Regions from separate parts of the Homo sapiens genome. Here region 1 is linked to region 2. A link is a contact called in ENCODE Hi-C or POLR2A ChIA-PET data. All regions are on one chromosome and are shown on one strand. Each heading gives the region's core, a stretch centred on a gene start or an enhancer-like site at or near the end of the contact. The rest is flanking DNA. Distances are from core to core; before and after follow the strand shown. Region 1 has its middle 26 kb from the start of ITGA4. Region 2 overlaps LINC01934 (long intergenic non-protein coding RNA 1934).

Evidence for each region. A loop is a pair of places that touch in the nucleus more often than their neighbours do. ChIA-PET counts read pairs that join two places held with the same protein, here RNA polymerase II (POLR2A). Pooled maps may share reads with other maps.
Region 1: a loop to region 2 is called in a map with no recorded cell type, with 3 times the contacts of the local background. The contact joins two enhancer-like sites. A Hi-C loop is called at or near these places in 2 of 37 single-sample maps with no recorded cell type and 6 of 50 pooled maps. POLR2A ChIA-PET finds 5 or more read pairs at or near these places in 8 of 52 experiments (B cell, GM12878, OCI-LY7 and 3 more).

Annotation. Positions count from the first base shown.
Region 1 is chr2:181,429,036-181,433,287 of GRCh38, reverse strand. No RefSeq gene overlaps it. Among named protein-coding and RNA genes, the nearest start is that of ITGA4, 26 kb to the left of the region's middle. Within about 2 kb of position 2,452, at least 3 of the 41 ENCODE cell types and tissues checked have a DNase peak (open chromatin) inside an H3K27ac peak, as active enhancers do; they include B cell, where a contact is called at or near this core.
Region 2 is chr2:181,310,194-181,314,704 of GRCh38, reverse strand. All of the region lies in intron 3 of LINC01934 (long intergenic non-protein coding RNA 1934), which reads right to left. Among named protein-coding and RNA genes, the nearest start is that of MIR4437, 6.8 kb to the right of the region's middle. RefSeq lists an enhancer at 1,788-1,837. Within about 2 kb of position 2,669, at least 7 of the 41 ENCODE cell types and tissues checked have a DNase peak (open chromatin) inside an H3K27ac peak, as active enhancers do; they include B cell, where a contact is called at or near this core.

The DNA of each region.
Region 1 (4,252 bases), core at 1,203-3,702, 120 kb before region 2:
GCAAATATATGTGGATTACATGAATGAAATCTATGAAGTTAAAAGAGAAACTCATATGCCAGTTAAAATAGAAGATGATGGGTTGTTTGTAAACAAAAAATACAGAGTAGTGGTACTCATTTGGAGACCTAATGAAAACTCTGAATAGCAAAAATCTTATTGACATCTTTGATCTCATTTAGACCCAGAGATGGGGCTGAATTTATTGGATGTTAACAAATCTAAAAAACTGAATTTGCAATGCAACAAAAAATAAATAAATAAGTGGGACCTAATTAAACTAAAAAGCTTCTGCATAGCAAAAGAAATAATCAGCAGAGTAAACAGAAAACCTACAGAGTGGGAGAAAATATTCACAAACTATGCATCCTACAAAGGAATAATATGTAGAATCTACAAGGAATTCAAACAAATCAGCAAGAAAAAATCAAATAATCCCATCAAAAAGTGGGCCAAGGACATGAATAGACAATTCTCAAAAGAAAGTATACAAGCAGCCAACAAACATATGAAAAAATGCTGAACATCACTAATTACCAGGGAAAGGCAAATTAAAACCACAGCGAGATAACACCTTACTACTGCGTGAATGGCCATAACTAAAAAGTCAAAAACAATAGATTGGCATGGATGTGGTGAAAAGGGAACACTTTCACACTATTGGTGGGAATGTAAACTAGTACAACCACTATGAAAAACAGTACAGAGATTCCTTAAAGAACTAAGAGAACTACCATTTGATCCAGCAATCCCACTAAATGTATCTATCCAGGGGAAAAAGAAGTCATTATATGAAAAAGACACATGCACATGCATGTTTATAGCAGCACAATTCACAGTTTCAAAGATATGAAACCAACCTAAGTGTCTATCAGCCAACAAGTGGATAAAGAAAAAAAATGTGCATATATATATACATATACCATAGAATACTACTCATTCATAAAAAGGAATGAAATAATGTCTTTTGCACCAACTTGGATGGAGCTGGAGGGCATTATTCTAAGGGAAGTAACTTAGGCAGAACTGGAAAACCAAATGTTGTATGTTCTCACTTACAAGTGGGAGCTAAGCTATGAGGATGCAAAGGCATAAGAATGATATAATGGACTTTGAGGACTCAGTGTGTGGAGTGCAATGGCTGGGAGTGGGGTGAGGGATAAAAGACTACCTATTGGGTATAGCGTACACTGCTCCAGTGATGGGTGCTCCAAAATCTCAGAAATTACCACTAAAAAATTTATCCATGTAACCAAAAACCACCTGTACCTCAAAAGTCATTAAAATAAAAACAAAAATTATTAAAGAAAAATTAAATAAGTAGTTTCAGGTGATAACATGCATTTGCAATTCTTGATTTGAAAATTGTGCCTTAATAATACTATCTGGAGACCCATCTGAGCCCTCTGCTGACACCTTTGGCATCTGCAACTCTACCACATTAGATGCTGGAATTAGAGACTTTTTCTTACCAATATAAGGGAGAGCTACCTGTAAAGATTTAGGAAAAAAGTACTGATTCTTAGAGAAAATCATAGATTGAAATGAACATTTTAAATTAGAATCTAAGGTGTCTTCCAACTATTGGGTTTTAAATTACAGTTTTCCACTTATCCGAAAACTGATATTTCCTTACATTAAATTCTATTTAAAGAAAACTTCCTTAGAAAACATCTTCTAAGACACTAAAATTTAAGTCTAGATTATTCATAAATTTAAGAGACAATTTTGTCTGGGTTGGGCATTTTTTTACATGTAAAGGACTCAAACCAATTTCCTTTATATGCAAGAATATTTTGAGTATAGATGATATCATCAGACTTTGACACTCAGCTTAATTTCTGTTATGTTTTTAAAGCTTATTGCTTGTCTATCATACCTTGTCTGTTATTCTATATGTTAAATTCAAGTAGCAAGATTTATAATAGAAGTTAGATTTAAAAAATCTGGAACCGATTAAAGACATTCATTTTTACCATGGCCTTAGTCCCAGAAGCTTTATATTAGCAATGTAAAGCATTCCAAGCTAATAGAAAAATTGGATTAAAATTAATGTGAGAGGTTATTTTTCAAAAGGCTTTATGTCAATGACCTAATGATAAATGTTCCAGTAAAATTTGCACCTTTAAGAATGCTTTATACATTGTCACTGCATCTTGCATATGTCACAGTCTCCATTTGGACAACAGACACAGAACTGTTCTGTTAAACAAGGCTTAGAAGTTGCTGCAGCAGGGACTGCTGGCTGTTCACCAAAGTTCATTCTCCTCTTCTGCTCTAGTAATACGGTTGGGCTGAAGATGTGACCACAAAACCAGGAACTACATTTTCTAGCACTGCCACCCCTTGTCAATCCTTTCAGAAAAGCATGACTGCATGACTTCATTTTCACCATTGGAAAATAAATGGAAGTGATGTGTACCTCTTCCAGGCCTAGTGTCAGAGGCATTCGAACCAGAGCTACTCCATCTTGAATAGGGGCTGGGTAAAATAAGGCTGAGACCTACTGGGCTGCATTCCCAGGAGGTTAGGCATTGTAAGCCACAGGATGAGACAGGAGGTTAGCACAAGATACAGGTCACAAAGACCTTGCTGATAAAACAGATTGCAATAAAGAAGCCAGCCAAAACCTATCAAAACCAAGACGGTGATAAAAGGGACCTCTAGTGGTCCTCACTGCTCATTGCATGCTAATTATAATGCATTAGCATGCTAAAAGATACTCCCACCAGTGCCATGACAATTTACAAAGCCATGGCAATGTCAGGAAGTTACCCTATATGGTCTAAAAGAGAAGAACCCTCAGTTCAGAGGAATTGCCCACTACTTTCCTGGAAAACTCATGAATAATCCACTCCTTGTTTAGCATATAATCTGGAAATGACCATCAAAATAGAGAAACAGTAGCCCTTGGGGCTGCTCGGCCTATGGAGGACCCATCCTTTTATTCCTTAACTTGCTTCAAAATCTCTCTTGCATGAGTTCCAAGAACCCTCTCTTGGGGTCTGGATCAGGACCCTTTTCTGGTAATGCTGGGATTTAAAACATTGGGCGTATATTTGTTGATGCTCTTTCCTCTTCCCATAAACTGGAATAAATACTATTTAAAGAAAATTTCCTTAGAAACATCCCTCATGGGGTTAAGGGCAACAGTCCAGATGATAATGGAGAGAGAAAATGGAAAGACCTGATCCCAGAATGACTGTATGGACCACAGCAGGCTGCCTATTTGCTCTGGATTGACATGTAAGGAAGAAATAAAAGCCATTTTAAAAGCCACTCCACTGTGAAGACTTACCGTAATAGCATTATAACAATTTGGCCTTTTATGCTAAATAATACAGGGGCTAAAGCCATCTTGGGTGCCCTCCTACCCCACTTTCATGTTCTGCTCTTCTTTCATGGTAGCGCCTCATTCGCCAGAACCCTCAGGAAGCTACCTGCATGTGTGCTCGGTTTTGGATTCTTTTCTTCATGATTTTGGCTTGCTTGACTTCTAAATCCTGAATTTTGTTGCATTTAGTTTTACCTATTTGGCTCATTCTAAGGCATTTAATTAAGTCAGTCAATTTTTTAGAAGCTTACAGACCATTATGTCTGATAAAAGGCACTATTTTACCTCAGAGTTGTGACTTAATCCAAATGAATAGATTTTTTTTTTAATTGGCAGAAGTTCCAGCAGAAGTCCACAGATTATTCTAGTTTCTGTTCAATTACATTCTATAATGTTGGATTTTCCCTTGTGTAAAAAAAGGTAACTTTTTTCCCTTCAGATTCTCAGGTGAGAGCAGAGCTCAGCTTCCCCTTCCAAGACAGAAAAAGAACGAAAATTGAGGCTGAGATGTTCCCATTTCTTTGTCGCTGTTTTGCTAGATGGCCAGAAGTAAGAGATTGTCCCAAATGTAGGCTTAATTTATTGTTTCAAACGGTCATGAACTAAATAAATATCAATTACTATCTACTATCTGTAAACAAATTTAACTAATGAGATTGCGTGATTCAACTTAGATTTCAGAAGTTTCCATTTACTTGTTACAGTGAATCAGAAGCTTCAAGTTTCTGAGTACTGCCTCACACTTTCCAACTTGTCTTTTGAGGCAAAAAATGAAAGAATTTGTAGATGACACTGATCAAAGAATGTTCATGTTTTCTGGGCCACCTCCACTTATAAATCAGAGAATAACAGGTCCTCATTCTACATCCCAGTTTTATAACATACTTTCTAATACTTTGCACACTGCTGGGTGCTACT
Region 2 (4,511 bases), core at 1,420-3,919:
AAATAGGATGTCCCAGAAATTTTCTGGCAAGTCTGTAGGTAGTATGCACTCCCAATTAAGCAAATTGAATAAACCTACAGTATAATACTTAGGAAAGCATATTTTTAAAAAGATTATGCTCTAGATAGATTGGGGATGAAGTTTTTTTTTCTTTCTTTTTTTCCAGTTGTGGCCACTGAAGCTTTGAACACCTGCTTTCCCTTCTGGCTTTGTTACTCTCAATAAAGAAAGAGATTCCTGTTGAGAAGGAGGGAGAGGTTAAGTGTCCAGAAATACTGCTCTAAACCATGAAATTATAAAGGGAGAAAATCAACTAAAAAATAGCTTCACTTAAAGAGCTATTGTTAAGGGAAGGTTTCATTTTGGAATTTGTCCAAATAGTGTCTTAAAAGAAAAAACAGAGGCAAAAACTCAGCACTGTGAATGAATGTCTTCTCTGAGAATCTTCCTTTCTTTATGATTAATATTAATCTTATCATCATATAAGTTCTTTCTGAATACAATGAATGAATGAATAAATAAATAAAATATGGAACAGGTATGAGATGAGTGAGTGAGAAAGGGAGAGAGACCCTAAAAATAAAAAAGTAAGAGGAACACTGGGGAAATAATAGCTAAAGAAAAGGGTAGTGAGAGCAGATGACTCATTGAAAAAGAAAGCACATCATTAATAATATTTATAGGTCTACAGTCTCTAATAATGGATAATGATAAAACTACCCAGGTCATATGCCTTCTAGGAGTGTTCTGTGTGTTCGTCTCCAGAGTGACACAATGGGGTAATATCCCAAAATTTGGTAAAGTATCAGTTGTATATTATTTTCTTTGTCATGTCACACACATAATATTTAGGTTATATTACCTCATTTCAAAAATTATGGTTCTTTGTCTTTCTCTTATGTTCTATTATATCTGAATACCAGACCTAAAATGATTTCTCATTAGATAAAGTTGTAGCTGTGCTAAAAAGAAATTCTATATGAGAAAATTAACTTGACACGAGGAAAGGTTTGTAGATGTTTACCTATGTAAAATTAAGTACCCAAATCAGGAAACAGGAGAGAAAATAAAATGGATTTTATACTTGCTGTAAAGTAAATCAAAAGCATACTCAAATCTGAACGAATTTCCAAATTGTATGACTTTAGGGAATTTTCTTTTAAGCAAATATTTGATCTACACATTGATATTGCACTTCTGCACTGTACTATAAAATACAAAATTTCATAACTGACATAACTATTCTTTGTCTGTAATGTGTAATTTCACAAGTCCTTTGTCACAATCAGACATCTGTATGCTGTGTCTTATGATCAGGAAGAGAAAAGACAATGAAGCTAAAGAGGCCACCCAGAGTAAAAGAACGAAAGAGAGAGAGAGAAAGAGAAAGAAAGAAAGAAAGAAAGAAAGAAAGAAAGAAAGAAAGAAAGAAAGAAAGAGAGAGAGAGAGAGAGAGAGAGAGAAAGAAAGAAAGAAAGAAAGAAAGAAAGAAAGAAAGAAAGAAAGAAAGAAAGAAAGAAAGAAAACCCTGAAAGTTGTTTGTGTTCATTGAAATTTAAGATACGCCAAAGTGCCTCATTGAAAGAGAGAAAACTGTAGAAGACTGAGCAAAAAGCTGGTCTTCCTACTATATAATGTTGAGACTTTTTTTTTTTTTAATGTAAAGTGATTGTAATCACTTGCTCGAATAAAGAAATCTCATCACTCTGGCAACACACTTAACAAACTAAAGAAAAACAAATAATGGAAATCACAGCGTGAGAAAGCTGTACTTGAAATATGCACTTGAGTGTTAGCATCTCTGAACTTTCAGCAGAGTCCTGATTTCGAAGATGGTGACCCAGAGCATGGAGCAGGTGTGAGCCTGGTGACTTTTGCCATGTTCTTTTTTTAGAGTCTGCTGCTGGTATCACTTTTGTCTTTGCCTCTTTAGTCGATTTCCTCATTTGATTGGGTGATTTCTAGAACCTTCTCCAGCTCTCACATTGTTTAACCCTGTACGACAACCTCTTTGGGGTAGCTATAGTGTGACAGGAAACACTAGTAGAGGGGAATTCACCTCTGCTGACCATTGACCCACATTTCCATCCCCGCAAACCACACTTACCCAATACAATTCTCTTTTGCGGATAAACGAGCTAATGATCAGAGAAGTTGAGTAGCTTTCCTTACTCGGCTGAGGGACTGGGAAAGCTGAAAGTCCAGTCAGTCATTTATGGCCCCATAGAACATTTGCTCTCTCTATACCAGCATTAACATTTTATTTGACTTTGCCCAAAATTGTCTATGAAGATCTGATTTAAACAATCTTTAGATTACCAGAAATTCTTATAAAATTCTGATTTCCTCCTTTTGTTGCTGTTGAGCCCTCCATCTGATGTTCTGCTTTCCTGAGACGTGTTTACTTAAACCATTGAGAGTGTATGTTTCCTCAAAGACATATTTCTCCAGAGAAAGGCTGAAAATACTATTTTAAGAAAGCTATCATTTTCTTGAGGCAGGTGGATAAATATATTTATGTCTGCTTTTGTTTTTTACTCCCTATTATCTAAAAACAATACTCCGAGGTTTATGTAAATTAGAGTGAACTTTTGCAGAGGGAAAAGCCTTTGCAAGAAATACCGATTACAAGCTGCAGTTCTCCTCCCTGATCACGCCCCACCCTTAGCAGCTGCTTCTGCTTCTTCTAAGCATCTACATCCAGCACTGGGGCATTTAATCTTCTGGTTTGGAGCTGAACATCAGGGTGCAACCAGCCCTCCTACTATACATATGTAATAGAATTAATACGGATTGGAAATAAAAAGACTAGTCATCCCTCAGGCACTGTACTAGACATTGATGTGAACTAAACAGACTTGGACCTCTCCTGGAGGAGCTTAGAGTATAGGGCAGGATCATCCAGTAGCGTCCCCACACACCTTGTATGACTATTTAAACATAAATTAATTCAAATTAAATAGAATTTAAAACTAAGTTTCTCAGTCACACATTGGCCTAATTCAAAGGCTCAATAGTCACATATGGACAGTGGCTTCCCTAATGGACAGCCCGGATTTTAGAACATTTCCATCAATACAGAAAGTTGTAATGAACAATGCTGGTAAAATCTATCACTAGAAGCATGGAATAAAATCAAGGTTCACCTGCCAGGACAGTAACACCAAGTCAGTGCAGGAGAGAAATCCCCAAAAATGGGTTTTCAGGTTTGGCAGAGAACTTGGAAATAGATGTAAATGTACAGATATGCACATACATACCCAAGTTCAATATGTACCTGGATCTATTTCTAGAATTTCCATTCAGTTCCACTCATCAGTCTTTTTATCATGAGCTGGTGACACACTGTTTAAAAGATTTATAGTATAAAAAGATTTAAGTATAAAAGATTTATACTAGGTTTTAACATTTGTTATAACTAGTTCCCACTTACAGCTTTTCTTTTTAGTGTTTTTTTTTTTTTTTTTTTTTTTTTGAAACAGGGCCTCACTCTGTCACCCAGCCTGCTGGAGTGCTCACTGCCTGGCTCACTGCAACCTTGACCTCCCAGGCTCAAGTGATTCTCCTGCCTCAGCCTCCTGAGTAACTGGGACCACACTTGGTTATTATTATTTTTTTTAATGTTTTGTAGAGACAGGGCCTCACTAATGTTGCCTAGGCTGGTCATAAACTCCTGGGCTCAAGCAGTCCTCTCACCAAGGCCTCGCAAAGTGCTGGGATTATAGGCATAAGCCACCATGCCAGGCCCTATTCTTGTGTATGTATTTTTCTGCATAAACTTTAAAATAAACTTGTCTAGCTTCATAAAAACGCATGTTGATATTTTTATTGTACTTTTCATTTTTTCACATATTTTTGTTTGAAATATTTTTCCATATTTTAACCTGATTTTTTTTTCAGAGTATCTTTGGTTATAACATAGATTGCTATTTTTCTTTATAAAATGCAATTTTGGTAATAAATAATAAATTAATACATCCATGTTATGAATTAGTTTTCTTTTTTCATTTTATAAAATTTTAATTGAACTAAAACAAATATAACATTTTATACCTTTTTAAGTGTACAGTTTAGTAGTACACTATACTAAATCTATAGCAGAATTATGAGAGTTTTATATACCATCATTATGATAACAGTCTTATACTTGTATATATATTTACCTTTTATAGAGAGCTTTATATTTTCCTATGGTTTCATATGAAATCATATTATTTCATTGTTTCATTTTTCAATGTGAAGAATTCACTTTAGCATTTTTTTCTTTTATCATTACTTATTTATCTATTTTTAGTTCTGGGATATATGTGCAGGAGTGCAGGTTTGTTACATAGGTAAATGTGTGCCATAGGAAATAGTTATTTTCAACATCAAAATTATGTAAATAATATTTATTGAGCCTATTTTATATTAAGAACATTATATGTATTCTTAAATCCTCACAAATATAAAATATAAATTATTATCTATTTTATAGACAAGAAATCTGAAGCATGTAGAGATTAAGCCAC